Regions from separate parts of the Homo sapiens genome. Here all the other regions are linked to region 1. Evidence: read pairs that join two places in POLR2A ChIA-PET (ENCODE). Cell type or tissue: CD4-positive, alpha-beta T cell. All regions are shown on one strand. Region 1 overlaps SERINC5 (serine incorporator 5). Region 2 overlaps SERINC5 (serine incorporator 5). Region 3 has its middle 15 kb from the start of SERINC5. Region 4 overlaps SERINC5 (serine incorporator 5).

Region 1 (8,000 bases):
ATTTATTTTTAAAATTTGTATAAATTTATGGGGGTACAAGTGTAATTTTGTTACATTGATATATTGCTTAGGATATAATTTGAATACATTGTTAGAATTTTTTTTTTTTTTTTGCGACAGAGTTTCACTCTTGTTGCCCAGGCTGGAGTGCAATGGCATGATCTTGGCTCACCACAACCTCTGCCTCCCAGGTTCAAGGGATTCTCCTGCCTCAGCCTCCCGAGTAGCTGGGATTACAGGCATGCACCATCACACTCGGCTAATTTTGTATTTTTAGTAGAGAAAGGGTTTCTCAATGTTGGTCAGGCTGGTCTCGAACTCCTGACCTCAGGTGATCCACCTGCCTCCGCCTCCCAAAGTGCTGGGATTACAGGTGTGAGCCACCACACCTGGCCCATTGTTAAGAATTTTTAAAAGCAGAAAAGTCCTAAGTGGTCATCTTAACAAACCTGTCGTTTGACAGGTGAGGAGCTGTGGCCCAGGAAGTGAAGTGGCTTGTCAGAACTGAGACACCAGGTATATCTGGGATTAGAACCCAGGGCTGCTGGTCGCCTGGCCAGTGCATCTCCTGTTTGTGCAACTAGGTTTGCTTGTTGGTCAGATATTCACAGAAGTCACAGTTAAATGCCTTTTATCAAGCATATCCTTCCTCCGCTTTCTAGACTTTCTTCTGGGCCCAGTGGTAAGAAGTATTACTTTTGGAAATAGCGCTGCCTGGGGCCCTCAGCAGCGATCTTAGCTTAGTTACATTTCCCATCTGCCTGCTTCCTGTTGTGATGACCAAAAGCTGAGCTCAAGGGATGACTGTTATTCTGAAGTAGAAAACAGAGGTAGCCACAAAACTAGTATTTATTTATTCAGTGGCTTTACATGTAAAATAGAACTTGTTTTCAGGTTGTGTTTGGTATAACCATCTTTTTAAAACAAACATCATCAGTGAAAAATATTCCGCTTTGATCCAAAATACTGTGCAGTTTGTCCCAATGTAAAATGACAGGTCTTCATGCTGAAGCTGGAGAGTCTGGCTCTTGATTTTCCTTTGATATTTACTGGTTGAATGTTCAGAGCACACTGTACCTGAGACCTGCATCAGGGGCTGGCATAGGCACATTGAAGCCTCAAGTAGAACTCTCTCCATTCTCCGCTTATATGCTTTTGTGTCAGAACAAGTGTCAAATTAACAATAACAAGAAAATATTGCTGACCCAGTTCTTTGATTCTGGAATGCTTTTTTAAAATCCAGCTGAGATGGAGTGCTTTTCAAAAGTTCTCTTTCTGCGTAGCAACTGAGTTCATGGTACTGTTGTACCTTATGTGTCAAGTTATCAAGGAGGAAGTTTTTGAGATTAAAAGTGGGTTGGGACCATCGAACCTCAAGCCCATTGTAGAACTGAGGGAAAATTCTCACCATGACCTTTTAGAATTTTCCTCTGGGGAGCTGGCTTTGAGGTTTTGCCTCTTAAATCCTCTGAGTTCCCTCCCCTCCAAGTTAGGATGACTCTGGAGACATATGTTTCCAAACGGTTTTATCTTTTGGTCTAAATTTCATCCGGAGATAACATGTGAGAGAAAGCAAGGAGTCCCTGTACCCTCCTATGCCTCAGCTGTCATTGCTGGGCCTTATCCTTCCCCATACAAGTGGATGTCGGGAAGTAGTGGTGGGAAATCGTTTTGTACTGGAGGCAGCAATTTGAACTAATGGATATTCTGCTGAGAGTCTTTTTTTGAGCCTGAACCAAGGACAAAGAGGTTTGATCCTGGTCCAGTAATAATGAGCTTGCCAGGAGGCAGGAAATTGGAAACAATACATACTGTCCTTGGTCTGTGAGGATCCATTACCTGCACGTTTGCGGGAGCACCAGGTGTCAGCTGGATCTCTTTTAGGATTGGTCTGGCTATGGACGAGAGAGAATGATAAGATGTGAGAATGAAAGTTTTCCTAACACGTTTTTTTCTGTAGTCATCTAAAGCGTCTGTTAAGCAACTGTCCACAGACAGGGCCTCGGAGTAGCCTGCAGATAAATAGAACAGACAAAAGCTTTGGAAATGAGCATTGTCAGCCATCATAAACATGGGGCTGGAGAGAACAGAGAAATGGCACAACGAAGAATGGAAGAAAAAGTAGCCTCAGAGCGATGGGAACAGGAAACAATGCATAGATATTGTGAATGGCTGAATCTTGATACTTACTCTGCATAGAAATTTAATAGGATGATTCTGTGACTTGATTAAACTGTAATCCGAGCTCATTCTTCAAAAGTTTAAAAAATTGCCTAGCTGTCATTCTTTCAGATGCAAGTGGCGAGCACTCTGAAAGGTGCTGGGGATTTCAGAGACACTGAGTAACACACAGTTATTGTCCCCATAGAGCTGGCCCTCAGGTAGGGGAAAAGAGAGCAGTTTGGCAAGTGTGTCTGGAAGGAGCCTGTGATGCTAGACTGTGTATGTCTGAAAGCTAAAAATATGTGAACTCCATTAGTGAATATTGGACAGTGGTGTTGGCTCAGATGTGACTCGGCTGACCTTCGGAGTCACGTGGTAACTCAGGAATGCTCTCTCCCCATTCTAGAGACAGAGCTGAGGTGCCTGGGAGGTTTATAAAATGGAATGAAGTGTTTTTGCCTCCTCATCAGGGCTGAGCATAATCATAAGGGGTTGGGTATTCTGGTGGTGTGGTTTTAAAATTTCAGCGAGACAGTCTCTGCAGTCTTCAAATAGATCTAAAATTATCTTTCGACATGCTGGCTTTCATCAGTGTGGGGTTTATTTTTGGTTCCATGGGGTGTGTTTGTGTGACAGATGTGAGGACGTTTTCTGTTCGAGCTATTGATGGCTTCTGAGCCGCAGAGATGAGCGCTGGAAGCTCATAGACACATTCTCTCTCCATTCCTTCCCACCCCATCTGAAAAACTTTCTGTGGGTGGATAAATTAAGGTACTTTATTTTCTGCTAAAAAAAAAAAAATGACATATGGGAGATACACAGTTTGATTCACTTAAGGCCCAAGTTCCATTTGAGGACAGCCCTGAGGAAGGGAAGAGTCTCATGGGAGAAGGCAGGAGCGGAGGGTTGGGACAGCTGGACCGCAGCCCAAAGGAGCTGCTCTTTTGGCTCTTGATTTGTAGAGTAAGTTATCACCAGTTGTCACTTGCTTTTGAAATGTGCATTTGTACTTAGGCAGTTAACAGTTAGCCACAACTCCTCATCTATTCTTCCTAGTAGCGCAGGGGTGGGGCAGACTTTTCTTACAAAGAGCCAGCTAGTACACACTGGAGGCCCTGTGGTCTCTGTAGCAGCTCTCGCCTTTGTAGTGCAAAAGCAGCCAAAACAATATGCCAGCCAATGGCATGGCCAGCCAACCAGTGTGGCTATGTTCCAATAAAACTAGGAGGCTAGCTGGATTTGACCCACTGGCTGTCGTTGGCTGACTCCTGTGTTAGACCCTCCATGGTCTTATATGCGTTATGTGCAGTTATTCTCCCATCTCTCTCAAAAGGGAAACGTCAGTGACCTGAACATTGTGCTCAGAGTACCAGAGTTCTTGCTTAAGTTGCAGGTAACTGACTAGGCTGTATGAACCACATAGTGGGTAGACTAGGTAAGAATAATGTGGCAATAAATTAGTATGACATGTTTAATAGTAATTATGTCTATATGGCATTTTGGAATAAATGGCAAATTGTTTACAAGTTAAAAAAAAAAAAGTCTTTTTTTTTTTCTTTCTTTTTTTTTTTTTAGAGACAGGGCCTTGCCCTGTTGCCCAGGCTGGAATGTGGTGGCACGATCATGGCTCACTGCAGGCTTAACCTCTGGGGCTCAAGTGATTCCCTGCTTCAGCCTGCTGAGTAACCGGGACCATAGATGTGCACCACGATGCCTGGCTAATTTTTCTTTTTTTTTTTTCTTTTTTTTTTTTTTTTGTAGAGATGGAGTCTCCCTATGTTGCCCAGGCTGGTCTCAAACTCCTAGGCTCAAAGCAACGATCCTCCTGCCTCAGCCTTCCAAAGTGCTGGGATTATAGGTGTAAGCCACTGTGCCCAGCCAGTCATCTTTTTATATATTCTGTCAAAGGACGAAATTACAAATTTAGTTGGAAAGTTGAATTGGATTTTATTTGTGATTCTAGAATGTGAAGTAGAACGACTGTTCCAGTTAGCTGAGCAGAGGAGGGTGTCTTTATAGGCAGAAAAGGCTTGAAAAAAAGCAGAAACAGAACAAAAGGTTAAAACAGAGGATTTCCTTATTAGGCAGACTCACATTGACTAGAATCTTTCAGTGGTTTTTTTTTTTGGTTTTTGTTTTTAAAGAAAACTGGCCCCCAAATTCAGTGGCACTTAGTACAAGTGGCTTCATTTTGGTTCGGTCTGGTCTGCTGGGGCCTAGTGCAGGAGTCAAAAACAATGGCCTCTCCTAAACTTTAACAATCCAAACCAAGCATTTGGTGATCCAGGAAGAAGTGGGGTTGGAGAAAATGAGGGTCTGGGCACCCTAGTTCCCCAGCTGCTGGGCACCATCATTCAATTCCAGGTCTGATATAAGAAAGATGCTGGGGCCGGAAACTTAAATGTCTGCCATGTACTGGTTCCCATCACTAGAACTGGGGAACAGGTAATGGGGCTCTCAAATCTTGAGGTTATAGGTTTGGTGTAGAGTCCTATCTTTTGGGGAACATTAGGTCCTAATGTCCTGCCTAAGGCAAACATCATGACTAGTCCGAATTAACCATGAAAATACTTCAAATATCCATCAAGTAGAGCATAGTTTTGTGCATACAGCATTTCACTAGTAGAACGTTAGCTCTTTTTAGCATGAACTTTTAAACTGTTTTATTCACAGCTCGTATCCCCCTAGTTTAGAGCAATACCTGCACATAGTAGTTGGGAATGAGTGCGTGGATGCTCAAACTCTAGGCTGTAATACATGTGTATGTCATGTAACATATAGTACGGAATGAAGATTATACATGCAAACTCTAAATTCACTGGATTTTTACAAATTATATGCTCATGTCTGTAATCCCAGCACTTTGGCAGACCAAGATGGGAGGATCACTTGAGCCAAGAGTTCGAGACCAGCCTGGGCAACATGACGAAACCCCGTCTCTACAAAAAATACAAAAATTAGTCAGGTGTCATGGTGTGCACCTGTAGTCCTAGCTGCTCCAGGAGGCTGAGATGGGAGGATTGCTTGAGCCAGGGAGGTGGAGGTTGCAGTGAGCCGAGATTGTGCCATTGCACTCTAGCCTGGGTGACTGAGTGAGACCCTGTCTCAAAAAAAAAAAAAAAAAAAAAAAGTACGGGAGACAGTTATGTAAATAGTTGAACTTGCAAATAATGTATTACCACTGCGTTCAGGTCCACACATTTAAGAAGAAAGCAAGCTAATTTTGGCTGAGTGAGGTGGCTCCCACCTATAATCCCAGCAGTGTGGGGATGCTGCAGTGGGAGGATCTTGTGAGGCCAGGAATTTGAGACCAGCCTGTGCAACATAGTTAAAACCCTGTCTCTACAAAAAGTAAAAAAGTAGCGGATGTGTTGGCATGCACCTCTAGTCCCAGCTTCTGGGAAGGCTGAAGTGGGAGGATGGCTTGCGTCTAGGAGTTTGAGGCTGCAGTGAGCTATGATTGTGCCACTGCACTCCAGCCTGAGGGACAGAGCAAGACCCCTTCTCTATTAAAAGAAAAGAAAAAAAAAGAAACTAGCAGATTTGAGGCTCACTTAGACTATAAGCATGTGTTTTCTCTAAATGGTTAGAATAGAAAGACCTGCATGTTTCAGCATTTAGTCCTCTCTTTATAGAAATTTCACATTTCTATGTTCAAGAGATATCTTTCCATCAGCCGTGTTCACCTCAGGGCAGCACAGTGTCTTCTGTTAGACCCTGTATTCTGTGTGGGGCCATAGCCGTATTTTCTAGCCGAAACGAAAGTTCAGACCTCCGTAGCTGTGGTTTTAAGTTGTCTTGAGTTAGAAATAGATTTGTGTCTTTGGCTCAGAGGGTCCTATTCACTCTCTTCCCGGCTTTGGTTGTAGGGGCATTGCTTACAAAGGCCCTCAGGAATCTGGAAGATTGACATGTTGACCTTGCCGGGGCAGCACAGGAGTACCTGGCTGAGAGATGGTGTGTCCCCAGCTCTGCCTCTCTTGCCGGCACCTCCACTCCTCCTCTCTTCTGCTCTATTACCCCTAATTCCAGAGTTTCCAAAACCCTTCTTATGGAGAGTTTGGCAGTATCCGTTCAAATTTTAAATGTACTAACTTTATGACTTCTGTCATAAAGCTGACTTTAGCTTCTGTCCTTCTCAACACTTTACATGTGAACAGAGAGATACACATAATAAGGATGATATCCATTGTACATTATTTATAATAGTGAGAAAAAATCAGAAAAAAACTAAATGCCTATCAGCAGGATAACAAACTAAATTAGAGTCAATCAGATTGTAGAATTCTAAATTTTTATCTATTTTTCTGAGACAGGGTTTTGCTGTGTTGGCTAGGCTGCAGTGCAGTGGCGCGATCATGGCTCACTGCAGCCTCAACCTTCTGGGCTGAAGTGATCCTCCCACCTCAGTCTCCTAAACTCTTGGGCTCAAGAGATGCTCCTACCCCAGCCTCCTGAGTAACTGGGACTACAGGCGTGCACCACTATGCCTGGCCAATTTTTTTACTTTTTGTAGAGACGGGGTCTCTCACTGTGCTGCCCAGGCTGGTCTTGAACTCCGGGGCTCAAGTGATCCTCCTGCCTTGGCCTCTCAAAGTGCTCAGATTACAGGTGTGGGCCACTGGGCCCAGCCTAGAATTCTATGTAGTATGTAAGAAGATGCAAATAGATTTATCTGTTAAACATACAGCAACCTCCAAGACATAATGAATGTAGAATAATGGCACAGCAAAGGGTCTAGAAAGATCCACTCACACCTGGGGACAGTGGCACCTCTAGGGAAGCAATCAAGTTAGAATTGAGGCATTGATGGGCAAGGACACTGGGTTATTTGTATTTTTATTGTAATTTACACATTTTGGCAGTAAAATATATAATTGTTTTGCTTATATAAGTGCAAATAAAATTGAGAATAATCCTTTGCAGTTAGATTTTTTTTTTTTTTTTTTTTTTTGAGACGGAGTCTTGCTCTGTCGCCCAGGCTAGAGTGCAGTGGTGGGATCTCAGCGCACTGCAAACCCCGCCTCCCGGGTTCAAGCGATTCTCCTGTCTCAGCCTCCCGAGTAGCTGGGATTACAGGTGCCCGCCATGCACCTGGCTAATTTTTGTATTTTTTAGCAGAGACGGGGTTTCACCATCTTGGCCAGGCTGGTCTCGAACTCCTGACCTCATGATCCACCTGCCTCGGCCTCCCAAAGTGCTAGGATTATGGGCGTGAGCCACCGCACCCAGCCTTCTGCCTTCAGTTTTACCTAATTCTCTCAATGGAGATTGAAATGAGTTGAATCCTGTTCTGCATCTGTGGAGGAGCCCTTCTTCCCATAGTAATTAATTAGTCAGTCTTCTGGGAGTTGTCTCCTTTGGAGCTTATTGTATAACGGTTTGCTTAGAGTTGCTTTCTGGCTGCTTAATCCTATCTGTGACTGTTTGATTCTGACAAAATATTCATGGTGGAGGAGGAGCTGTGAACTCGCATTCTCAGTCTTTGCATGCTTTTTGAGATTAATTTTCATTCATCTTTTGGCTTTTAATAATGATACAATGTAGATTTTTCTATTAAAAATGCTCAGATAACCCAAAGAAAAGAGAAGCCAGTACTGGTTGTTGTTATTGTTTATTAAATAGCCCCAGATCCCCCAAAGGGCCTCAAAGGCAATCACTTACTGAGAAATGAGCTTTGGTTGCCAAGAGGCTGTGTAAGGAAAGAGGGAAGCTGATTTTAGTGTTTCCCATTTCATGGCTGTTGTCCACTGACCAATAACAGGAAGTCATCAGTGTGGTGGACCCTGGAAGTACTTCATGGAGAAAAACAAACTATCCTGGAAAGTTTGAAGATG
Region 2 (8,000 bases), 56 kb before region 1:
CTAATGTCTGGTTGGTGGGCAGCCAAGACTATTGCACCAGGAGGATCAAGCCTGTGGTTGCCATTCTGAGTAAAGGTTCACTCTGTCTTTTTTTTTTTTTTTTTGAGACAGCGTCTCATTCTGTCACCCAGGCTGGAGTGCAGTGGCGCAATCTTGGCTCCCTGCAACCTCCGCCTCCCGGGTCCAAGCGATTCTCCTGCCTCAGCCTCCTGAATAGCTGGGATTACAGGCACTTGCCACTACATCTGGCTAATTTTTGCATTTTCAGTAGAGATGGGGTTTTGTCATCTTGGCCAGGCTGGTCTCGAACTCCTGACCTCAGGTGACCCGCCCGCCTCTGCCTCCCAAAGTGCTGGGATTACAGGCATGAGCTACTGCGCCGGCCCTATTCACTCTATCTTTATAGCCAGTTTATGCAAGGCAGGAATGCCCAGGCCCAGGTATTTCCAGCCAGATCCTATTTCTAGATCACCAAGATTTTCCTCAATGAAAACCCATGTATGTATGTATGTATGTATGTATGTATGTATGTATGTATGTATGCATGTATGTATTTAAAGATGGGATCTAGCTCTTGCCCAGGCTGGATTGCAGTGGCTCAATCATAGCTCACTGCAGCCTCCAACTCCTGGGGTCAAGCAATCTTTCTGCTTCAGCCTCCCAAGTAGCTGGGACTACAGGTGCGTTCTACCATGCCTGGCCAGTTTTTAAAAATTTTTGTAGAGACTGGGTCTGGCTTTGCTGCCCAGGCTAGTAAAACTCATTTCTGATGTCCGTTATGTTAATTAACAAAGCCTTGAATGCCACCAGGAACTATCCATCATCAAAGATAAACAAAGCGGGACATTAGTTAAAGCAGTAAAAACACGTTTATTCAGTAACTATTGACTGTAGGGGAAAGAGCTGAGCTCCATTCGATTTTGTGCAGAGGTGACTAGGCCTTTTAAAGTGAGCATAAGGGAGTAAGGAGGGGAGTGAGCGGTGGCTCAAGAGTCAGGAAAGTGAAAAGTTACAAAGGGTTGGTCGCTGTAAATGCAATTAGGCCAGCTGTGTGGCCTTTGATTAAATGTTTGCTGGAATAGGGGTCTTATCAGGGCAACTGATGCCCCTATAATGCAGCTTAAAACACACACCCACATACACAGAGTCCATGAAGAAGACTTATTTAAAAAATAAATTACACACCACATACAATAATGATGATTCCAGGCCGGGCATGGTGGCTCACGCCTATAATCCCAGCACTTTGGGAGGCTCAGGTGGGCGGAGTTCGAGACCAGCCTGGCCAACATGGCGAAACCCTGTCTCTACTAAAAATATAAAAATTAACTGGGCGTGATGGCATATGCCTGTAATCCCAGCTACTCAGGAGGCTGAGGCAGGAGAGTCGCTTGAACCTGGGAGGCTGAAGTTGCTGTGAGCCAAGATCATGGCACTTCACTCCAGCTTGGGCAAGACAGCGAGACTCCGTTTCAAAAAATAATAATAATGATGATGTTTCCCCCAAAATGTCCTTCCTTCTTCACTGTAAAACCCAAATCTCTACTTTGAGGTCCCAGCTCAATTAATGTTTCCTCAGTAATGATCTTTCTCTTGTTTTGAGAGTCCTCACAGAATTTCTGCTTCGTGGACTTGATTGCACCACTTAGTACTGGGTCATCTGATGCATTGGAATTAAATCCTGGCTACTGCAAGGATGTTTCCTCTCTTCTTATAAGCAGAGCACTTATTGTGACCTAGCTGAACCCCCTGTTGAGCTCTTTTGGTTACAGAACTCTTGTTCCCTATTGCTCTTTGTTTATAGTGATTGGAAATGTTAGGTCCTCATTATATTACATGGTGCTTCCACTGGAAGGGATCCAATTACAAAAATTCATTATTTCCATGATGATACTTTTTTGAACAATGTGGGAAGTATTTGTGAAACAGAGGGAAATCACACATATCATTACCCAGAGAGAACCACATTTTGATGCTTTATAGTCAGTTACTTATATTTAATATTTATTATTTTATTTTTTTTTATTTTTGAGACAGAGTTTTCGCTCTTGTTGCCGAGGCTGGAGTGCAATGGCGTGATCTTGGCTCACTGCAACCTCCGCCTCCCAGGTTCAAGCAGTTCTCCTGCCTCAGTCTCCTGAGTAGCTGGGATTACAGGTGCCCGCCACCACGCCCAGCTAATTTTGTGTTTTTAGTAGAGATGGGGTTTCCCCATGTTGGCTAGGCTGGTCTTGAACTCCTGATCTCAGGTGATCTGCCCGCCTCAGCCTCCCAAAGTGCTGGTATTACAGGACTGAGCCACTGTGCCCGGCCGATATTTATAATTTTACTTTGCAAAGTTGGGATTTTGTTGGAAGTGCTGTATTTGATCCCACTCTTTTTGCATAATTATGAGGTGACTGATAAAGTTTTTTTTAACATGCACCCACCACTTATTGTAGCTGTTAATGTTTTCTGGGTTTACATTCATATGTAGATAGTCTTCTACCTTCAAACTTGATGGTTTCTTTTTTTTTTTGGAGACAGAGTCTCGCTGTGTTGCCCAGGCTGGAGTGCAGTGGTGCGATCTCGGCTCACTGCAAGCTCCGCCTCCCAGGTTCACACCATTCTCCCGCCTCAGCCTCCCGAGTAGCTGGGACTACAGGCACCCATCACCACGCCCGGCTAATTTTTTTGTATTTTTAGTAGAGACGGGGTTTCACCATGTTAGTCAGGATGGTCTCGATCTCCTGACCTCGTGATCCACCCGCCTTGGCCTCCCAAAGTGCTGGGATTACAGGCGTGAGCCACCGTACCCGGCCTGATGGTTTCTTCAGAGGTGTTAATGTTGAATGTGTGAAAGTCACTTAATGAGCTTTTGCATTAAGAGGTTTGGGTGTGTTTCTATTCCCAAAAGGACAAAAGTAATGAAAAAAAATCCCTAATTTCATCTCTGTTAGATGGCATCATTGACAATATATTTCTGTCATTTTCAACATTTTCTTTAACTTTGACCTTTTCTTTTTACAATTACTTTCACAGATAACGTCTGTCCAAATGGTGGTTGAGTCACTGTTTTCCTGCTGTATGATGGTGGCCATCTTTGCTTCCACTGCATTAACATTGAGGCCTGTGTTTCTTATCACTAGCACTGGCACTTTTATTTTCCTGTTCATCTTTATAAAGATGTGGGCACAATGCAGTAAAGTGCCCTATAATTGTTCTGTCAAGGTGGTGTTTTGGTTGATGTTGGCTAAATACGGTAGTACCCCTTTACTTGCAGTTTTGCTTTCTGTGGTTTCAGTTACCTGAGGTCTATTGGGGTATGAAAATATTAAGTGGAAAATTCCAGAAATAAACAATTCACAGGTTTAAATTATGCCCTGTTCTGAATAGTGTGATGAAACCTCACTCCATCCCACCGGGATGTGAATCAATTCTGGCCAGCATCTCCATGCTGTCTAGCTGTCTACCTATGCTCCTCACCCCTTAGTCACTTAGGAGCCATCTCGGTTATCAGATCCACTGTCGCAGAATTGCAGTCTTTGTGTTCAAGTCGTTCAAGTCACCTATATTTGACTTAGTGGCCCCAAAGCGCAAGAGTAGTGATGTTGGCATAGTGTCATAAGAGTTTGATTTTATTATTTCTTATTGTTGTTAATCTCTTAACTGTGCCTAATTTAGAAATTAAACTTCATCATGAGGCCAGGCAAGGTGGCTCATGCCTGTAATCCCAGCACTTTCAGAGGCTGAGGTGGGTGGATCACTTGAGCCCAGGAGTTAGAGACCAGCCTGGGCAACATGGAGAAACCCTGTCTCTACAAAAAACAAAAATTAGCCAGGGCATGGTGGTGTGTGTGCCTATATAGTCCCAGCTACTTGGGAGGCTGAGGTGGGAGGATCACCTGAGCCCAGGGAGGTCGAGGCTGCAGTGAGCCATGGTTGTGTCACTGCACTCCAGCCTGGGTGACAGAGTGAGACCCTGTCTTAAACAACAAAACTTTCTCATAGGTATGTATATACAGGAAAAAACACAGTATATATGGGGTTGGGTACTATCCACACTTTCAGGCATCCACTGGGGATCTTGGAACACATCCTCCTTGGGTAAGGAGGGACTACTCTGTATAGCTCACTGGTGAGCTGATACAGGAAGGGTGGCTTAGGAGTGTCTTTGTGTAGTGTAGCTAAATTCAGGTTGTCAGGTAATCCTCTGTCACTTACCTTGAACAGTATGGAGAGTGAAGGTTGCACTCTTAGTTGGAGAGTTGCTTGATGGTTGCTCATTCAAATATGTTTTCTTGGGCAGCTCTGTAGCTGACCTGTCCAGCTGACAAATAGCTTTGGACTGCAGCAAGTCTGACTTTGTAGGCACGGTTGAGGAGAGGCCAGTCTGTAGGCGTGGAAGGCAGCCTCTGACTCATCTCTCTGTGCTAATTAAATAAAAGGTAACACCCCCTTCCCCATTGCTTGCTTTCCGCCCTCGTTTTCTGTATAGAGGCTGTAGATTTCCCACAGATACTGAGTATCTGGGAGTGACTATGAGACACGGAAGCTTTACTTTCCAGTTTTCCAGGTATTTTAATGTAGTCACCAGTTAGAGCCTCAGAAAGGGCACTGCAGTAATTATGGCATTGTCTACTTTTATTTCAGAGCAGTATGTGGCCAGATCATCTGTGATAACTTGATGTTAAAAAGGAAGTCTTCATATAAGCTGATATGTCTACAGAACTAGCCATTGGATGTAATTCTTTGACCAAGCTATTTTTAGTACTTTAAGTGGCCATACCTGCCTAATTGTAAAGACCCAGTGTTTTCTTAGTGTTCTGAGTCAAGCCGCATTGTTGGTGAATTTTACATATTGCTGTTTGCAGTTGAATTTAGGGTTATGATTGGATCCTGAGAACAGTATCAATCAAGTTACCTCTCTAAATCACTGTGATTGTTCCCAAATATTAGGCATCCCAAGTAGCCCAGAGTAAACCTTTGCTGCCCTGCTTAAAATGTATTTTAAAACATTTACAGTGAGAATATCCCCATATTCTTCTAGCTTATATATTAATGATATTTCAAAACATTTTAGAACTTAATCTGAGAGTCAGTATAGGGCAGTAGGAAATTCAAATACTGAGTTGGTGTGATTACACAGAACATCTGTTTGAATTTTAAAGGGAAGCAGGATTTTACTTTTGGCTTTTCTTCCGTAGTTTGCCTTGTGAGATTAAAATTGCTGATGTTTAAGGAAAGCAGCTGTTGTGGAAAGACTTAGTGGGTTTTTATCAGAGAGTAAATTTTGAAACAATTTGTGGGTTTTTGAAGTAAGGTTACAGTATATAGTGATTAGACAGCATTTTCACTCTCTCATGAAAACTGTGTAGTCAAAACAAAAGTAGGAAAAACACATGCATAACCCCTTAAATCTTATTTATGAAAAGATAACTAGCGAAGATGGGAAAATCAGACTTGTGTTTAAGTATCATTTTTTTATAAACTAGCTAAGTGCATTTTGAAACAAAATTCATGAGGTCTTTGTGGAATGCCTTTTCCATTTTTTTGTTTTGTTTTGTTTTGTTTTTGCACTCACATTATGTCTCAGCAATTTAATGGAGGGCTGATTTCCTAATGCTTTGATCCTTGGTGAGTGTGGTTCACCCCAACTAGGGAGGAATTCAGTCTTTTGTTCTTGATTCCATGCTCATTGATCTCCTCCACTGCCATTCTCAGAAACAATGGCAGTATTTTGTTTCCATAGTAATGAAACTGTTTGCTCTAATAGGATTCTATAGTGGTAATTTTTCTTTAGCTTTGCTAGCCTTATCCCTAAGGACTCTAGGACTTTGTTGGACTTATTTTGTTAGCTGTTACTCTTTTTTTTTTTTTTTTTTTTTTAAAGAGCTGACAATCCCTAAAGTAAAATGTCAATTGATAAATATTCTCTGGGGCCAGGTGTGGTGGCTCACACCTGTAATCCCAGCATTTTTTGGGGCTGAGGCGGGTGGATCACCTGAGGTCAGGAGTTGGACACCAGCCTGGCCAACATGGTGAAGCCCCGTCTCTACTAAAAATACAAAAATTAGCCAGGCATGATAGCACATGCCTGTAATCCCAGATACTCAGGAGGCTGAGGCACGAGAATTGCATGAACATGGGAGGCTGAGGTTGTAGTGAGCTGAGATCATGCCATTGCACTCCAGCCTGGGCAACAGAGTGAGACTCAGTCTCAAAAAATAAAAAATAAAAAAAAATAAATATTCACTGGGTGCCTAGAATAATGAAGTTCAGAGGCTGTATGTAGCTAGCCCTGCTTGTGCTTGGGAGTGACTTGTGAATAGATGCTGAATTTGCTAGCCTATGAGACTGTGCCTGGGCCAGTGCTTCTTCACAGACTGGATTGAGGGTTTGTTTGCCTCAGCTTTGCACCTTTTATCTTTTGGAAAAGGAGTAGAAGCTGGGGGTCCCTTGGCAGGGACATTTGCCCCCAGAAGTGGATGAGCCCATGCAGGGGAGCACGGGGAGAGTGGGTCCTCTTTCCTGAATGGGCTCTAGAGATCCATGCAATCCTGCAGTTGCACACACAGTTGTGTTGTTTATGTCCTGAACACTTTTCCAAGAAGAAAGTCCCCATCATTTCTCAGCTTCTCAAGGAAATCTCACCTCAGGAAAAAACAGCTGTAGTACGAGAAGGAAAGCCTAACCTTGGAACCTTGAGAAACATCTCCAATTCAAAAGGCACACATTCCCTGTAGCCAACAGGGAAATAAAGGAAATTAAGTGAAGGTAGAGCCTGCCTGGAGGGTGGGGAGAGGTGTGGAGCCAACTGGCCTGGTCAGACGACAACTTGAAGTCAAGTGAGAGAGGAAGATCGAAGATCAGTGCCTGTGGATTTTTTGAGAGTGCTGGCTTGTCTGGAGGCTGAGGTGGGAGGATCGCTTGAGCCCAGGAGGTCGAGGCTGGATGAGTTTTGATCTGCGACACTCCAGCTTGGGCGGCAGAGTGAGACCATGTTTCTTTTTTTGTTTGTTTTTGTTTTTTTGAGACGGAGTCTCGCTTTGTCACCCAGGCTGGAGTGCAATGGCACGATCTCAGCTCACTGCAACCTCTGCCTTCTGGGTTCAAGCGTTTCTCCTGCCTCAGCCTCCCGAGTAGCTGGGATTACGGGCGCATGCCACTAGGCCCGGCTAATTTTTGTATTTTTTAGTAGAGATGGGGTTCCTTCATGTTGGTCAGGCTGATCTCGAACTCCTGATCAACCCGCCTCAGCCTCCCAAAGTGCTGGGATTACAGACGTGAGCCACTGTGCCCGGCCGAGACCATGTTTCCAAAAATAAAAAAAAGAGTAAGGCCAGGTGTGGTGGCTCCTGTCTGTAATCCCAGCACTTTGGGGGGCTGAGGCAGCGTATCACTTGAGGTCAGGAGTTTGAGACCAGCTTGACCAACGTGGTAAAACCCCATCTCTACTAAAAATACAAAAATTAGCCAGGCCTGGTGGCAGACATCTGTAATCCCAGCTACTCAGGAGGTTGAGGCTGGAGAATCGCTTAAACCTGAGAGGCAGAGGTTGCAGTGAGCCGAGATCGTGCCATTGCACTCCAGCCTGGGTGACAGAACGAGACCCCATCTCAAAAAAAAAAAAAAGTGCTTGGGGGTTTTGGCAGCCTCAGTTTCCAGGCAGCAGAAGGTAGAGAAATGCTGGGGAGCTGAGGAACTGAAGCCAGGGAGGGGAGGTTATTATCTTTTAAGATAAAAGGAAGCACAGATTAAGAGCCTAAAGAGGTCTGGGCTGGGCCTAAAAGGATGGTAGTAGGAAAACAGCTTCCTGCCCCCAAATTGCAGGATGCTGAAGTTTAACTATTCTTTAAGTTCTGCCAAAATCGAGTCCAAGGGTAGCCCTCCATCCCCTTTTTTCTTCAGAGAAATCCCCCACTTTCTGTGCTCCCCCACCGTCTACTTTTTCTATGAAAGTTTGTGGAATCTCATCAACTGGGATTCAGTTCTTTGAAAAATTCTGTAGAGGCAAGTCT
Region 3 (8,000 bases), 80 kb before region 1:
ATAAAATAGTATGGCCAGGCGCAGTGGCTCATGCCTGTAATCCCAGGACTTTGGGATGCTGAGGCGGGCAGATCACAAGGTCAAGAGATTGAGATCGTCATGGCCAACATAGTGAAACCCTGTCTCTACTAAAAATACAAAAATTAGCCGGGTGTAATAGTGTGTGCCTATAGTCCCAGCTACTCAGGAGGCTGAGGCAGGAGAATTGCTTGAACCTGGGAGGGGGAGGTTGCAGTGAGCCGAGATTGTGCCACTGCACTCTAGCTTGGCTGACAGAGTGAGACTCCATCTTAAAAAAATAAAAATAAAATAAAATTATATAGTATATATAGGTGCAGGGATAGATAAATAGACAAATAAAATGTAATAAAGAGCCCAGGAAACAGACCCATGCATATATAGAAACTTGATTCATGACTTAGCATTGCAGATGAACAGGGAAAGTATATTTAATAATAGGTACAGGAACAATTGGCTGGCCACACTGGGAGAAAATTAGATCCCTACCTAAACCTATACACAAAAGTAAATCACAGAAGATAAACACTGAAAGCAACACTATATAATTTTAAAAATATATACATGAGGAATATCTTTATTCTCATGCAGGAGAATATCTCTCTACAACTTTATTTAGGGAAGGATTTCTTAAGACAAAAGGAATCTTCTACATTAAAGTGAATAATTTCTCGGCCAGGTGCGGTGGCTCATGCTTGTAATCACAGCACTTTGGGACACCGAGGTGGGCGGATCACTTGAGGTCAGGAGTTCGAGACCAGCCTGGCCAACATAGCGAAACCCCGTCTCTACTAAAAATACAAAAATTAGCCAGGCGTGGTGGTGGGCACCTGTAATCCCAGCTACTCGGGAGACTGAGGCAGGAGAATCACTTGAACCCGGGGGGTGGGGGTTGCAGTGAGCTGAGACCGTGCCATTGCACTCCAGCCTGGGTGACAGAGCGAGACTCCGTCTCAAAAAAAAAAAAAAAAAGAAAAAGAAAAAGAAAAAAGAAAAAGTGAAGAATTTCTCATAATCAAAAAACACTATAGGTGGCATGTGCCTGAAGTCCCAGCTACAGGAGACTGAGGTGGAAGACCACAGAGGGAGGATGGCTTGAGCCCATAAGTTCGAATCCAGCCTAGGCAACATAGCGAGATTCCCTACCTCTCTAACAAATTTTTTAAAAACCAACTAAATACTATAAAGACAGTAGCCACACACTAGGAAAAGACATATATAACTGACCAAAGATTAGCAGTGTTTACATTAGTAGTAATACTACAATGATGATAATAATAATAGCAAAAAGTTATATAAAACTTACTATACATCAGGATTTTTTTTTTCTTTTGAGATGGGAGTCTCACTCTGTGGCCCAGGCTGCAGTGCAGTGGCGTGATCTTGACTCACTATAACCTCTGCCTCCCAGGTTCAAGCCAATTCTCCTACCTCAGCCTCCCAAACAGCTGGGATTACAGGTGTGTGCTACCACACCAGGCTGATTTTTGTAGTTTTAGTAGAGTTGGGGTTTCACCATGTTGGCCAGGCTGGTCTTGAACTCCTGACCTCAGGTGATCCACCTAACCTCAGCCTCCCAAAGTGCTGGGATTACGGGCATGAGCCACCACACCTGGCTACATCAGGACTCTTTTAAGCATTTTCCAACATTTTCAACACTTGTAATTGTATTTTTGATTTTTACAATCTAGTAGATGTAAAATGGCTTATCATTGTGATTTCACTTTGGCTAGCTCAGCAATACAGTTACATCATTTAAAAAATATTTATTCCATATCATTTACTTGATGTCTCTCACCACTCCCATTTATTTTACTGTGGGGAACTTGTTCCTTTTATTCCTTCGCCACCGCTTAAAAGAATAAGTATAGATCTGAGAAAGAGGGGAGATAAAAGTTGTCATTCAGTTTGCTTTTTTTTTTTTTTTTTTTTTTGAGACAGTGTCTCACTCTGTCACCCAGGCTGGAGTGCAGTGGCACAATCATAGCTCTCTCCTAGGTTCAAACCATCCTCCCAACTTGGCTTCCTGAGTAACTAGGACTACAGGCACATGCCACCATGCCTGGTTAATTTTTTTTATTTTTATTTTTTGAAGAGATAGAGTCTCATTATGTTGCCTAGGCTGGTCTTGAACTGCTGGCCTCAAGGAATCTTCCCACCTTGGCCTCTGAATGTGCTGGGATTACACAGCCTGCCATTTCAAAACCCCAATCCTCTTGGTTTTTGTTTTTTGTTGTTGTTGTTGTTTTTTTTTGTTTCTGAGACACTCTCACTCTGTGGCCCAGGCTGGAGTGCAGTGTTACAATATTGGCTCACTGCAACCTCCGCCTCCCGAGTTCAAGCAATTCTCCTGCCTCAGCCTCCAGAGTAGCAGGGATTACAGCACACGCCACCACGCCCAGCTAATTTTTGTATTTTAAGTAGAGATGGGGTTTCACCATGTTGACCAGGCTGGTCTCAAACTCCTGACCTCAAGTGATCAGCCTGCCCCGGCCTCCCAAAGTGCTGGGATTACAGGCGTGAGCCACTGCACCCGGTCTGTTTTTGTTTTGTTTTGTGTTTTGTTTTTTGTTTTTGAGACAGAGTTTCGCTCTGTTGCCCAGGCTGGAGTGCAGTGGCATGATTTCAGCTCACTACAACCTCCGCCTCCCGGGCTCAAGTGATTCTCCTACCTCAGCGTCCTGAGTAGCTGGGACTACAGGCATGCGCCACCATGCCCGGCTAATTTTTTTTGTATTTTTAGTAGAGACGGGGTTTCACCATGTTGGTCAGGCTGGTCTCGAACTCCTGACCTCAGGTGATCTGCCCGCCTCAGCTTCCCAAAGTGCTGGATTACAGGCGTGAGCTACCATGCCCGGCTCCTTTGTTTTAAAATTATTTCACCAGAACAAAAATATAAGGCGAGACTAACTGTGTGAGCTGTCCTCCTGAAGTGCCCTTGTGAATCTTGCCCTGCATTGGACTTAAGAGCAGAGATAAGGCTCCAAATGTTTCCAAACATACAAGTTTGGAAATAAGTGGGTCATGATGGGATTCCCTTGCCCTGGCATCCTATTACACAAGAGATAGTGGTTCTTGGTTCAGGCTCTTCCCCGCAATCAGAGGCCCCCAATGTCAACTATGGTACACAGGGGTCACAGGGGTTTACATCCTAAAATTTTGATAGCTCTGAACAAATGTTCAAATACCTGTTTGCCTGCAGGTACTTCCTGTGTGAATGTTGCCAGAGATGGAGAACTCCTTGGATTAGGTTAAGGTAGTCTCCTCTTGAGGGTTCCCATGGAGCAGAGCTTAAAGGGAAGATGGAGGCAAACATCACCTATTGTACAGCTGCTCCAGCCAGGCTGACCACCAGCTTCTGGCTGCACTGAGCGCATAGGCAGAGGCTGCAAGCATTTGACATTCTTAAAGACATCAACACGAAGAGGCTTTACAACGTCTACTGGTATTTTTTTCCTGCCAAGCAAAGAACCTTATGCTTATTCTTAGGGTGGCAGGTAAGACATTCTACTCTGTCTCCTATTTTTTCCTTTTTTTTTTTTTTGAGATGGAGTCTTGCTCTCTTGCCCAGGCTGGAGTGCAGTGGCGCAATCTTGGCTCACTGCAAACTCTGCCTCCTGCGTTCAAGTGATTCTCCTGCTTCAGCCTCCCAGGCACCCGTCGTCATGCTCAGCTAATTTTTGAATTTTTAGTAGAGACAGGGTTTCACCATGTTGGCCAGGCTGGTCTCACCTGACCTTGGGTAATCTGCCCACCTTAGCCTCCCAAAGTGTTGGGATTACAGAAGTGAGCCACCACGCCCGACCTGTCTCCTGTTTTTTCAAAAGCCCTTGTGTTCCAAAGGCATTTGAAAATAATAGTACCAGGAAACCTTGTACCCTTTTTTTTTGAGACAGAGTCTTGCTCTGTCGCCCAGGCTGGAGTGTAGTGGCACATCTCAGCCCACTACAACCCCCCGCCTCCTGGGTTCAAGCAATTCCTTTGCCTCAGCCTCCCGAGTAGCTGAGCTGAGATTACAGGTATGTGCCATCATGCCTAGCTAATTTTTGTATTTTTAGTGGAGATGGGGTTTCACTATGTTGGACAGGCTGGTCTTGAACTCCTGGCCTCAAGTGATCCACCCTCCTCAGCCTCCCAAAGTGCTGGGATTACAGGCATGAGTCACCATGCCTGGTTGAAATCTTATACTTCTAAATGAGAAACCTCTCAAAGTTATCTCCTTGATAAGGGTGTGAAGTCATCGCCAGTAGCTTTTTAGGAGCTAGATGGTAAATCTGGAGGCTGACAACAGCAATTTTCATAAATTGCTACCTAAAGTTTTTGAGAGAGAATCCAGTTGAGCCTTTTCTCTGCTCAGTGGCCAGCCTTTTGCTTTCTTCCTTCTCTTATTTTTACCCTTCCACTTTCAAGTCTACAATGTGGCTTTAACTCTGTGTTTTCCACTAATTGGTCCCATGTCCCAGCAAGCAAAATTTGATGCCTGTTGCCTTCCTCAGATTACTGTGGCTCAAGTCACATACACCTATGTTGAATTTCATATTTTGAGTGGTAGACCATAAATGAACGTGCTTAGGACACCATTTCCTTCTTTAGAAATATAGTCTGAAGATGGAATGGAAGTCTACTGTGGTTTTTTTGTTGTTCTTGTTTTTGAGACAGAGTTTCCGCTCTGTTGCCCAGGCTGGAGTTCAGTGGCACAATGTCAGTTCACTGCAACCTCCACCTCCCAGGTTCAAGCAAGTCTCCTGCCTCAGCCACCTGAGTAGCTGGGGTTACAGGCGCGTGCACCACCAAGCCCAGCCAATTTTTGTATTTTAGTAGAGACGAGGTTTTACTATGTTGGCTAAGCTGGTCTTGAACTCCTGACCTCAGGTGATCCGCCCCCCCACCTCGGCCTCCCAACGTGCTGGGAGTACAGGTGTGGGCCATTGCACCCGGCCAGTCTGCTTCTTTTAAATAAAGCAAAGGCATAAGAACATTTTCTTGGCCCAGCACAGTGGCTCATGCCTGTAATCCCAGCACTTTCGGAGGCTGAGGCGGGCGGATCACGAGGTCAGGAGTTTGAGACCAGCCTGGCCAACATGGTGAAACCCCGTCTCTACTAAAAATACAAAAATTAGCCGGGCGCAGTGGCAGGCGCCTGTAATCCCAGCTACTCGGGAGGCTGAGACAGGAGAATCGCTTGAACCCGGGAAGCGAAGGTTGCAGTGAGCAGAGATCATGCCACTGCACCACTCCAGCCCGGGTGATAGAGCAAGACTCCGTCTTGGGGGGTTAAAAAAAACAACATTTATTCTTGCCTTCAGTTTGTAGAATTAGCATGGAAAAAAAAAACACAAAAAGAAAATATCCAAAATTATTGATTGAGTAATGTCATTCAATAAATGCATACTTTTTCTTTTTTTTCAAGAAGTTGTTTCTAAACTTCTCATTTGGACTTCAGAGTCATTAACTTTCTTCATTGAGTGTTTTCTCCCTTTTCATTAAAGAGGGAAACAAAATGAAATGGTTTATGAACATTTTCTTATCATCTTCTCTCAGCCATTTAAAATTCTCCTTCTGTTGAATCTAAATGTTCTGTAACTGAAATCCCATTATGAATAAATAGGCTGGACTGTCTTCCTGTGAAACCTCAGGGAGCTCCTTCCGCCTTTCTAACCTTCATAGAACAATGTAAACATCTTCCAAGTGAAACCCGCAATGAAGGCCTTTTGTTGATTTTCATGGAACTATATGGTTGCACAGGCAGTTAGCTGGCGGTGGTTATTTTAAAACCAAGCACCTCCAAAGAGAGTTTACTTCAAAGTATGCATCTTATAAAGTGAATTTAAAAGAAACTGACAGGAGTCCTCTCTTTAAATACACGTTAAAAAGATAAGTCAACACACAGTGCTGTTATTTGAAGAAATGGGCTTACCTCTTGTACTTCCTCTCAGGAAATTAATTAGAATGGATTAACCAAGAAAACTGAAAAGAGAGACTTGTCTCGCCTTTGTGTGTTTTTTTCTTTCCCCTCTCAGCCTCAAACATAGCTGAATGTGTTTACTTGAAATCAGGATGTGGAAAGTTTTTTGAATTGATTTTAAAACCAAAGAAGCCAGAATAATTTTCCATGGTATTCAGAATCACAGGAATGAGCTCTGTTCAGAAATGGTTTTTGGGTTTTTTTTGAGACGGAGTCTCGCTCTGTCGCCCAGGCTGGAGTGCAGTGGCGTGAACTCGGCTCACTGCAACCTCCGCCTCCTGGGTTCACGCCATTCTCCTGCCTCAGCCTCCCGAGTAGCTGGGACTACAGGCACCCGCCACCACGCCCGGCTAATTTTTTGTATTTTTTGGTAGAGACGGGGTTTCACCGTATTAGCTAGGGCGGTCTCGATTTCCTGACCTCGTGATCCGCCCGCCTCGGCCTCCCAAAGTGCTGGGATTACAGGCATGAGCCACTGCGCCCGGCCCAGAAATGTTTTTTAAATTTTATAATAAAGTTGAATAGTGACTATAATAATTTACACAAATATTTATTTCTAAGTGAAGAAAATGGAGACTTTAAAAAAAATTCAAAGATTATTATGTATTTTACTTAAGGAGGCAAAGCCTCTCTAAATAGTTTTCATATATATGAAAAATATATAATATATATTATATATTTTGAGACAGGGTATCTCTCTGTCACCCAGATTGAAGGGTAGTGGCATGATCCTAGCTCACTGCCGCCTCCTGTGAGTTCAAGCCTCCTGTGAGCTCAAGCGATATTCCTGCCTCAGCCTCCTGCATAGCTGAGACTACAGGCATGCACCACCACACTCTAATTTTTAAATTTTTTTGTAGAGACAGACAAGGTCTCACTATGTTGCCCAGGCTGGTCTGGAACTCCTGAGCTCAAGCCATCATCCTACCTCGGCCTCCCAAAGTGCTGGGATACACGCGTGAGCCACTGTGCCGAGTCCAGTTGCCTTCACACAAAGGATTATAACTCAAAATCTGAGTGTACCTGATTCAACTTACAAAAATATATCAAGAGTAGTCTCCTAATCTAAGAGGACTTAAAAAATTAATTTGTGGCCGGGCGTGGTGGCTCACGCCTGTAATCCCAGCACTTTGGGAGGCCGAGGCGGGCGGATCACAAGGTCAGGAAATCGAGACCATCCTGGTTAACACGGTGAAACCCCGTCTCTATTAAAAATACAAAAAATTAGCCGGGCGCTGTCGTGGGCGTCTGTAGTCCCAGCTACTCGGGAGGTTGAGGCAGGAGACTGGCGTGAACCCAGGAGGCAGAGCTTGCAGTGAGCCGAGATCGCACCACTGCACTCTGGCCTGGGCGAAAGGGCGAGACTGTGTCACAAAAAAAAAAAAAAAAAATTAATTTGTTCCCAGAAAGATTGAACGGGGCTGCAAAACCTGTTGAGCAACTCTCTACTGTCTTCATTAATTTGGAATTTGGGTTCCCTGGGGTGTGTAAAGGAGATTTTCCTTTGTACTATCTACACTCAAAGAACTTGCCATGCAAATTATTAATGTGAAAGGCATTAAGGGGAGAATCTTTAAGATACTAAGGCAAAACTGTTTTTTTTGTTTTTTTTTTTTGAGACAGTCTCACTCTGTCGCCCAGGCTGGAGTGCAGTGTCACGATCTTGGCTCACTGCAACCTCCGCCTTCCGGGTTCAAGCGATTCTCCTGCCTCAGCCTCCCAAGCAGCTGGGACTACAGGCGCCCGCCACCATGCCTGGCTAATTTTTGTTTTGTATTTTTAGTAGAGACGGGGTTTCACTATGTTGGCCAGGCTGGTCTCGAACTCCTGATCTCATGATCCGCTAAGCACCATTACAGTGCTTTTAAAGCACCATTTTTAAAACTTTAAAAGCACCATTTAAAACTTTTAAAGCACCATTACAGTGCTGAAGAATCATTAGCTTTCCACACTTACAAACTAACTGATGAGAAGTACAAAAGGATTTCTCTTGTTTCCTTAAGCAGCTCCCCTAAAA
Region 4 (8,000 bases), 50 kb after region 1:
TGGCAGTACATGATTGACCTGGCCTTCCCTGGCACTACACAGAGGTTCATACTTTTTCTACAGGTCCACAGCTTTGGTTGTATCATAATTTTTTTGACCACTAAGTTAAGCTTAGACATGTAGGCTCATTGTGCTTCCTTTTATCATTCATTCAACAGATGTGCAAGTGGCTCCTATGTGCCACACGGTTCTATGAGGCAGGATTTATAGTCCAGCAGGAGAGACAGACTATGACGCAAGTCAAATATGGTGTGTTAGATGGTGATGAGTATTGGGGAGAAAAATAAAATTAGGAGAGGGAATTGGGGTAGGGGTGGTGGGAGTGGTGGTTTCAAGCACAGTGATTGGAGAGATTCTTCCTGAAGGAGGAGAGGAGAAGGGAGCTTTAATGCTTCCCAGTGATGCTTTGGGAACTCCTGGGAATTTTTGGCTTGGAAAGCTTAAGAAAAGATGGAGAAGGCTATAATTAAAAAGGCAGATAATAACAAATGTCGAGGAAGTGGAGAAATTGGAACCCTCTTACATTGCTGGTTTGAATGTGAAATCTGCTTTGGAAAAGAGTTTGGCATCTCCTTAAACAATTAAACATTGAGTTACAATGTAATCCAGCTCTTCCACTACTCCTGAGCGTATACCTAAGACAAAAAGAAAACTAGGTCCACAAAACTTACACAGCGGTGTTCATACAAGCATCATTGGTGATAATCAAAAAGGGGAAACATCCCAAATGACCATCAGCTGGTGACTGCCTAAACAAAATGTGCTCTATCCATACAATAAGATACTATTTAGCAGTAAAAAGGAATGAAGGACTGACACATGCTGCCGCGTGGCTGAGCCTTGGAAATTGTATGCCAGGCAAAAAAGCCACACACAAGAGACCATGTGATTCCTTTTATATCAACTGTCCAGAATAGGCAAATTCATAGAGGCAGAAAGTAGATTGGTGAATGCGGGGGGTGGGCTGAGGGGGCCATGGGGAAGGGGAGAGCACCTAAGGGGTGCATGATTTCTTTTGGGGGTGATGAGAATGTTTGGAAATGGGTAGTGTTGATGGTAGCACAAGTCTGTGTATGAATACATTGAAAGCCGTTGAATTATACATTATAAATGGATGTGAATTAGTGAATTGTATCTCAATATATTCCTGCTTTGACCGCGGCTAGGTGTCTTGTTTCCACAGCTACGAAAGTGCCAACATCGAGAGCTTCTTCAGCGGGAGCTGGTCCATCTTCTGGGTCAAGATGGCCTCCTGCTGGATATGCGTGCTGTTGTACCTGTGTACGCTGGTCGCTCCCCTCTGCTGCCCCACCCGGGAGTTCTCTGTGTGATGATATCGGCGGTCCCCTGGGCTTTGTGGGCCTACAGCCTGGAAAGTGCCATCTTTTGAACAGTGTCCCCGGGGCAGGGACTGGCGCCCTGTGCCTGAGTGGGTCTGAAAAAGCTTTGAGAGAGAAAAAAAAAAATCTCCTGATTAGCTTTTTACTTTTGAAATTCAAAAAGAAACTACCAGTTTGTCCCAAAGGAATTGAAATTTTCAACCAAACTGATCATGGTTGAAATATCTTACCCCTAGGAACTGGATACCAGTTATGTTGACTTCCTTCTGCATGTTTTTGCCAAAACAGAATTTGGGGCACAGCATCTTTTCACAGGGATAAAAATATCTTGTGGGGCCAGTCATTCTCATCCTCGGAATAGAAAAACATGCCAAAATCTTGAGTCCCCAGCGCCTAACAGAATCCAGACCCCTCTCACTCACTTCCGCCTCTTAGAGCCTTGTCCCCAGGGGGCTTTGAGGACAGGACTCAGCCTGCAGGGCCCCTGGTATTTATAGGGTCCAAGAGGAGGCACCTGCTTTTCAACTGCACCCTCAGTGCTGCCTCTTCACGGCCCCTAAACGTTTCCCTTTGAGGTTGTGATGCTGGGAATCACAGACTTCACTCTCTGCCTGCACCCTTCCCCGAGGTCTCATCTTTTCTGGGTCCCACATCTTTGTAATAATGTGAAAAAGCACAATTTGTCTGATCACCCCCCAGGTGGTTCCCCACCTTATTATCACTACCTGATCCGAGTTACTGCAATAAGTACGGCGCTTATTTATGGTGTTATTCACATGATTATAGAACAAGATTCATGTTTTCTCTGCCTAAGCAATGGAGGGCTATCATTCTTACTTGTTTGTGCTGTTGATAATGATAATACTTTTAGGACCTTAACTGAAAAGCTGCTTCGTGTTGAAGCCTGCTGCATGCACTGCTCTTTCAGTTGTTGAGGTCAGCCCCTCAGTTTTTTCTCCACCTTGAGGCCTTTGAAACTGTAAAAGCGGAAGTCGTTTTGTGTTCTGGATCTGTAACGTGACCATACCGTTCAGGTTCATGCTGGCATCCTTGGAGTAGGTTTGCTAATGTGAGAATTTCTGAGGTGAGGATCTCAGACACACTGACCAGAAGAAGCTTGTTAGGCAATGTGTGGAAGTGGCCGAATATACTTAAAAAGAGGTGCGCAGAGGCAGGCGGATCACTTGAGGTCAGGAGTTGCAAGACCAGCCTGGCTAACATGGTGAAACCCTGTCTCTATTAAAAATAGAAAAATTAGCCGGGCATGGTAGCGTGTGCCTGTAATGCCAGCTACTCGAAGGCTGAGGCATGAGAATCACTTGAACCCGGGAGGCGGAGGTTGCAGTGAGCCGAGATCACGCTGCACAGGAATTTCCAAAATACGTACTTGCAAAGTAATACAGAAACGTGACTTTCGGCAGCTACCCAAGATGATGCCTATTTTCAGTGTTGATGTATTCAGGCAGGGAAAAGGTTTACTTGGTGGAAACTCCTGTTAGAATTTCATTCGGGGTGGAAAGAATCTTCTCGAGCTCTCTGTAAGTGAGGATCTAAGAATAAAAGGCTCAGCCTAGTCATTTTTTTCTGTGCCCTACTGTATGAGTTGGGCAGAATTGAGTGCCACCTAAGCTGGGCTTCTGTGTGCCAAAATGCTGGTGGGTGAAATTAGTGAAATTCTTTCTATTCATTCCTTTGCCCTTCTCCCAAGAAAACCCATGGGGAAACAAATTACAGGGGATGAATTCCTTTAGAACTTTCCCTACTTAGAGTGTTTGAGATTCAGTTTCAAAAGGCACTCCATCTGTGTGTGTGGTTTAGAGAGCCTTGTTTTGTAAATTCCATTAAATTTCCTTTTTTAGGGCAGGAGCTCTGTACTCAGCAGTTAAAAGATTCATCTGGAGTCGCAAAATGAAAAGCCGTGTTCTAACCTGAGGAATCAGTTAGGGGACAGGAGTTCCGTGGGCCAGGAATGGGCTCAGGGAGTGGGGCTGCGTGTCACACACAGTAGCTGTGTTGCAGTGGCCTAGGGCCTTGGGGGTTGTCTTTAGGAAACACCCTGAGGGGAAGCAGGTAAAGAGCCTGGGCAGTATTGTGACTAGTTTCATTGTTTTCCTCCTGCTGAGGTCTAGCAGAGCCCTTGCTTTGTCCTCTCGGCTGGGTCTGGCTGCCAGCTGGTGTGATTTGAGAAACTGACCTTACGCGCAGTCAAGGTCCAGCTGACAAGGCCTTGTATTCCTTGGCTGGCCGTGATTGGCCCTTTCCTCTGCAGAAAGCAGCTTAGGGAAGCCCAAGCAAGGGAGTGTGGCCGGTAGAAGGCCCTCGTCGCTTCCTTCTGGAGCCAGCCCAGCCACACAACGTTTTCCAGATGCGTGAGTCTGGTTTGTGACATCCCGTTCCCTTCTGCCGGTTGGTCTGATGCAAGAGGAAGAGTTACAGTTGCTCTGAATTTTATTCTCAGCTGAAAATGTTAGCACGTGTATCTGGATGAACAAAACAGATGTGGATGTATCTGAGGATTGAGGGACTATCAATGCAGAGTTAATGTTAATGGTTATTAATTGTGATATACAATACTCAGGTGAGGAGTCAACATTCCTGGATTTAAAGAATCTACAGTTTTGTGCAATTGTGATTTGAGAAACTGGAAACATTGTGCCAATGGCTTTGAGTTCCTATAACAACGGTGTTAATTTGATTAACTCACTGATATCTTTTAAAAATAATAGACATTTGCTTCCTACACCTTTTTGTACATGACCTAAAGAGTATATTCCCAGAAGCTGCTGGTCAGACACATTTAGGGATGACAGTTGAAGAGGACTTTTTTAAAGCTGCATGTGAATATTTCCTCTGTGTGATTTGTCTGATGTAGAAAAGTTTTCCCCTCATTTTTATGAGTAAAAACACTAAGTGGGTGGCAGGGGGGTGGGGGTTCTTATGGGAGTGTCATACCGCGGCATGTTACCTGACTGGAGACTAGAGACTATTTCCATTATAAGCCTTCAGAAACCCAACCACGTCTTTACTGTGTCTAGCTTTTTAAATACTGATTGGTTAGTTTTATTTTTGCCCACAGTTTCTTGGGCAAAAAGGTTCTTCATTTTGTCTGAAAAAGAAATTATTTGCCAGAGGTATTTGGAGCCTCTTTGAAGGGGAGATAGAGTGGGGGTGGGTTGTGGGGAGGGTGGAGTTATTGGGGTTTTGGGGTTCTGTTTCCATACAACATTGTTTATTTCCGATTCCTCAGAAGATCCTTTATTATGAATAACCTCAGTGTAATGTTAATTTCCTGTCCCCATGTCAAAATTGTCACCCTAAGCCTTTTTTTTTTTTTTTTTTTTTTTTTTTGGAGACGGGCTCACTCTGTCAGCCACGCTGGAGTGCAGTGACATGATCTTGACTCATGGCAGGCTTGACCTCCTGGGCTCAAGGACCACCTCCCAAGTAGCTGAGACCACAGGTTTGCCCCATCACACCTGGCCGATTTTTATTTTTTTGTAGAGATGGGGTTGTCCAGGCTGGTCTCAAACTCCTGAGCTCAAGCAATGTGCCCGCCTTGGCTTCCCAAAGTGCTGGGATTATAGGCGTAAACCACTGCACGCAGCCTACCCTCTGCCTTTTTAAGATGATGTATTTATTTAATTTTTGCCATCATTGGTGCTTCACCTTCCTGCGAAGGAAATTCCAGAGCCTGTATTTAAGCTACCTAGGCTTTTACACTCCCTTTATTGCCTTTCCAAATAGTATCTCATTTGGTGTACTCTAGTGTCCTATACCTCTTGGAAACGAAAGAGGGCCCAACCTACAACTAAGAAGGGACAAACCTTGAACTAAGTAAGACCTTACACACCCAGAAAGAACACTGGGCCCTCCTTCTTCAGGGACAATGCAGTAGCCACTTGGCTTGTGGAATTTACTGAAGGCTATTTCCTGTAACTTGCTAGTTAACTTAGTTTTGTATTTCAGGCAGAGGTGCGCTCTGTAATGTTGGGCCTTTGACTTCACAGTACTGGAGAGCTGTTCACACAGATGTTTAGACCTTTCTCTCTCTCTCTCTTTTCTTCTTTCTCAACAACTCTTTCACAGAGGCAGTCATTTTGAAAGGTTGAAATATTTGGCCTTTACCAAAGAGCTTTTTTTTTCCTTAAGCAAAATCCTTTCAGAAAGAAACAAATGGGGAAGGGCAGATTAAGAATGCATATGTCCCAATCCACTTCTATAGGAGTTTAATCATATTCACATGAGTAAAATGATGGAAGAACTCTTTAAGGTAATCCTTTGGGATAAAGGATCCTGGGAAGTTCTCTCAGGTAAAGAAAGCTTACAGCAGATTTGTAATATATGTCTGGAGAGCTATTTATAAGAAATTTAAGAGGATTGTTTTGTTTTCCTTTATTAAAGATTTAAGCCTTTTTACTTTGCAAAAAGAAAACTACAAAAGTTTTATAGATATAACTTTGCTAATTTTTTAAACTTTTCTGAAACGATTAGCTGTAGCCAAATTATGTGGTTACGTTTTGCTACATTAGAATTTGAAAATGCAATATGTGTGGTAAATCTACTGTTTGAAATTTATAATGGTCTCTGATATGATTCGAATTTTGGTAACTTTTGAAAGTTATTTTCCCCCTTTAGTCATGGATTTCTATTTGTTTTTTAATGTTAATTTTTCTAGAAAGCATCTGAATTGACTAGGCTTTTCCTATATAAAAAACTCAAAACTTGTTAACTCTGTACTTTAATAAAATTTAAAATTAAAACTGTGTTGTTTTTTTCTCTTCTGCTAGATACATATATAATTAAAGTACTCAAGTTAGTTGTTTTGCAGAGATGTTGCCTTCAGATGTTAATCAGGTCTCTCAAGTTTCATGGAGTCTATGCTGATCCTTTAATTGACAAATAAAAGATATATATCTGTGGTGTGCAACATGATGTTTTGAAATATGTATATATTCAGGAATAGCCAAATCATGCTAATTAGCATATGCATTACCTCATGTTTTTGTGCTGAGAACATTTAAAATCTACTCACAGTAATTTTTTTTTTCTGTTTTTTTGGAGACAGAGTCTTGCTCTGTCACCCAGGCTGGGGTACAGTGGCGCGATCTCGGCTCACTGCAACCACCGCCTCCCAGGCTCAAGCGATTCTCTTGCCTCAACCTCCCGAGTAGCTGGGATTACAGGCATGTGCTATCATGCCCAGGTAATTTTTGTATTTTTAGTAGAGATGGGGTTTTGCCATGTTGGCCAGGCTGGTCTTGAACTCCTGACTACAGGTGATCTGCCCACCTCAGCCTCCCAAAGTGCTGGGATTACAGACGTGAGCCACCGTGCCCGGCCTACTCTCAGAATTTTTAAGGTACAGTGCCAGGTTCCTAACTCTAGTCACCGTGTTACACAGTAGATCTCCTGAACTTCTGGCTGATATTTTGTGTTCTTTGACCAACATCACCCTGAACTCCCCCCTCGCCCAGTCCCCCACCTCCAGCCCCTAGTAACCACCTTTACACTCTGCATCTCTTAAGTCAAACTTAGGAAGTTTGACTTTTTAAGATTTCATGGATCAGTAAGATCATGAAGCATTTGTCTTTTTGTGCCTGGCTTATTTTACTTAACCGTGTCTTCTAGGTTCCTCCAAATTGTTGCATATTGCAGGAGTTCCTTCTTTTTGAGGCTGAATTTTTTATTGTGTATATATACCACTTTTCCTTTTTTTGAGACAGAGTCTCACTCTGTCACCCAGGCTGGAGTACAGTGACATCATGGCTTATTTTGGCCTTGACTTCTTGGACTCAAGCAATCCTCCTGCCTCAGCCTCCCGAGCAGCTGGGACCACAGGCTACAACACCAAGCCTGGCTAATTTTTGTATTTTTTATACAGATAGGGTCTCACTATGTTGCACGGGTTGGTCTTAAACTCCCGACCTCAAGCAATCATCCTGCCTCAGCCTCCCAAAGTGCTGGGATTACAGACGTGAGCCACTGCGCCCAGCTCACTTTTTTTTTTTTTTGAGTTAGAGTCTTGCTTGGTCGCCCAAGCTGGAGTGCAGTGGCATGATCTCGGCTCACTGCAACCTCTGCCTCCCAGGTTCAAGGCAATTTTCCTGCCTCAGCCTCCCGAGTAGCAGCTGGGACTACAGGTGGCCGCCACCACACCTGGCTAATTTTTGTATTTTTAGTAGAGACGGGGTTTCACCATGTTGGCCAGGCTGGTCTCGAACTCCTGACCTCATGATCCGCCTGTCTTGGCCTCCCAAAGTGCTGGGATTACAGGTGTGAGCCACTGTGCCTGGCCACATATTCTTTATATTCATTTGTGGACACTCGGGCTGATTCTATATCTTGGCCATTATGAATAATGCTACAGTGAACATAGGGGTATGGATATCTCTTTGACATACTGATGTCATTCCCTTTGGGTATATACCCATTAGTGGGATTGCTGGATCATATGGTATTTCTACTTTCAGGTTTTTAGGTGTTTTTTTTGTTTTTTTTTTTTTTTTTTTTTTTTGAGACAGGGTCTCAGTCTGCCACCCCAGCTGGAGTGCAGTGGCACGATGTCAGCTCACTGCAACCTCTGTCAGCCTCCAGGTTCAGGTGATTCTCCCACCTCAGCCTCATGAGTAGCTGGGGTTACAGGCGCATGTCACAATGCCT

What was found. ChIA-PET counts read pairs that join two places held together with the same protein. Peaks named below come from ENCODE experiments on the same cell type or tissue, not always from the same donor. Only the 100,000 strongest peaks of a DNase experiment are listed, where the experiment ranks them.
Region 2: POLR2A ChIA-PET joins it to region 1 with 11 read pairs; 27 of 35 experiments call an interaction of 5 or more read pairs at or near these places.
Region 3: POLR2A ChIA-PET joins it to region 1 with 19 read pairs; 10 of 35 experiments call an interaction of 5 or more read pairs at or near these places.
Region 4: POLR2A ChIA-PET joins it to region 1 with 10 read pairs; 15 of 35 experiments call an interaction of 5 or more read pairs at or near these places.

What each region holds. Positions count from the first base shown.
Region 1 is chr5:80,187,400-80,195,399 of GRCh38, reverse strand. The region is part of intron 2 of SERINC5 (serine incorporator 5); the gene reads left to right. Among named protein-coding and RNA genes, the nearest start is that of SERINC5, 65 kb to the left of the region's middle. RefSeq lists enhancers at 1,350-1,920, 2,493-3,063, 3,064-3,635, 7,011-7,841. In CD4-positive, alpha-beta T cell, no CTCF peak of the experiment used is centred here; DNase peaks (open chromatin) are centred at 2,779 and 3,259; H3K4me3 peaks cover 4,243 bases; H3K27ac peaks cover 7,840 bases.
Region 2 is chr5:80,243,834-80,251,833 of GRCh38, reverse strand. All of the region lies in intron 1 of SERINC5 (serine incorporator 5), which reads left to right. Among named protein-coding and RNA genes, the nearest start is that of SERINC5, 8.2 kb to the left of the region's middle. RefSeq lists enhancers at 2,057-2,624, 4,270-4,564, 5,280-5,782. In CD4-positive, alpha-beta T cell, no CTCF peak of the experiment used is centred here; DNase peaks (open chromatin) are centred at 4,393 and 5,643; H3K4me3 peaks cover 997 bases; H3K27ac peaks cover 2,299 bases.
Region 3 is chr5:80,266,934-80,274,933 of GRCh38, reverse strand. No RefSeq gene overlaps it. Among named protein-coding and RNA genes, the nearest start is that of SERINC5, 15 kb to the right of the region's middle. RefSeq lists a silencer at 2,115-2,358. In CD4-positive, alpha-beta T cell, no CTCF peak of the experiment used is centred here; a DNase peak (open chromatin) is centred at 4,693; H3K27ac peaks cover 2,130 bases.
Region 4 is chr5:80,136,994-80,144,993 of GRCh38, reverse strand. It overlaps SERINC5 (serine incorporator 5), which reads left to right. Exons shown (of 12, transcript NM_001174072.3): 12 at 1,184-6,267. The coding sequence ends at 1,331. Among named protein-coding and RNA genes, the nearest start is that of THBS4-AS1, 57 kb to the right of the region's middle. In CD4-positive, alpha-beta T cell, no CTCF peak of the experiment used is centred here; DNase peaks (open chromatin) are centred at 2,303, 3,663 and 7,943; H3K4me3 peaks cover 150 bases; H3K27ac peaks cover 5,872 bases.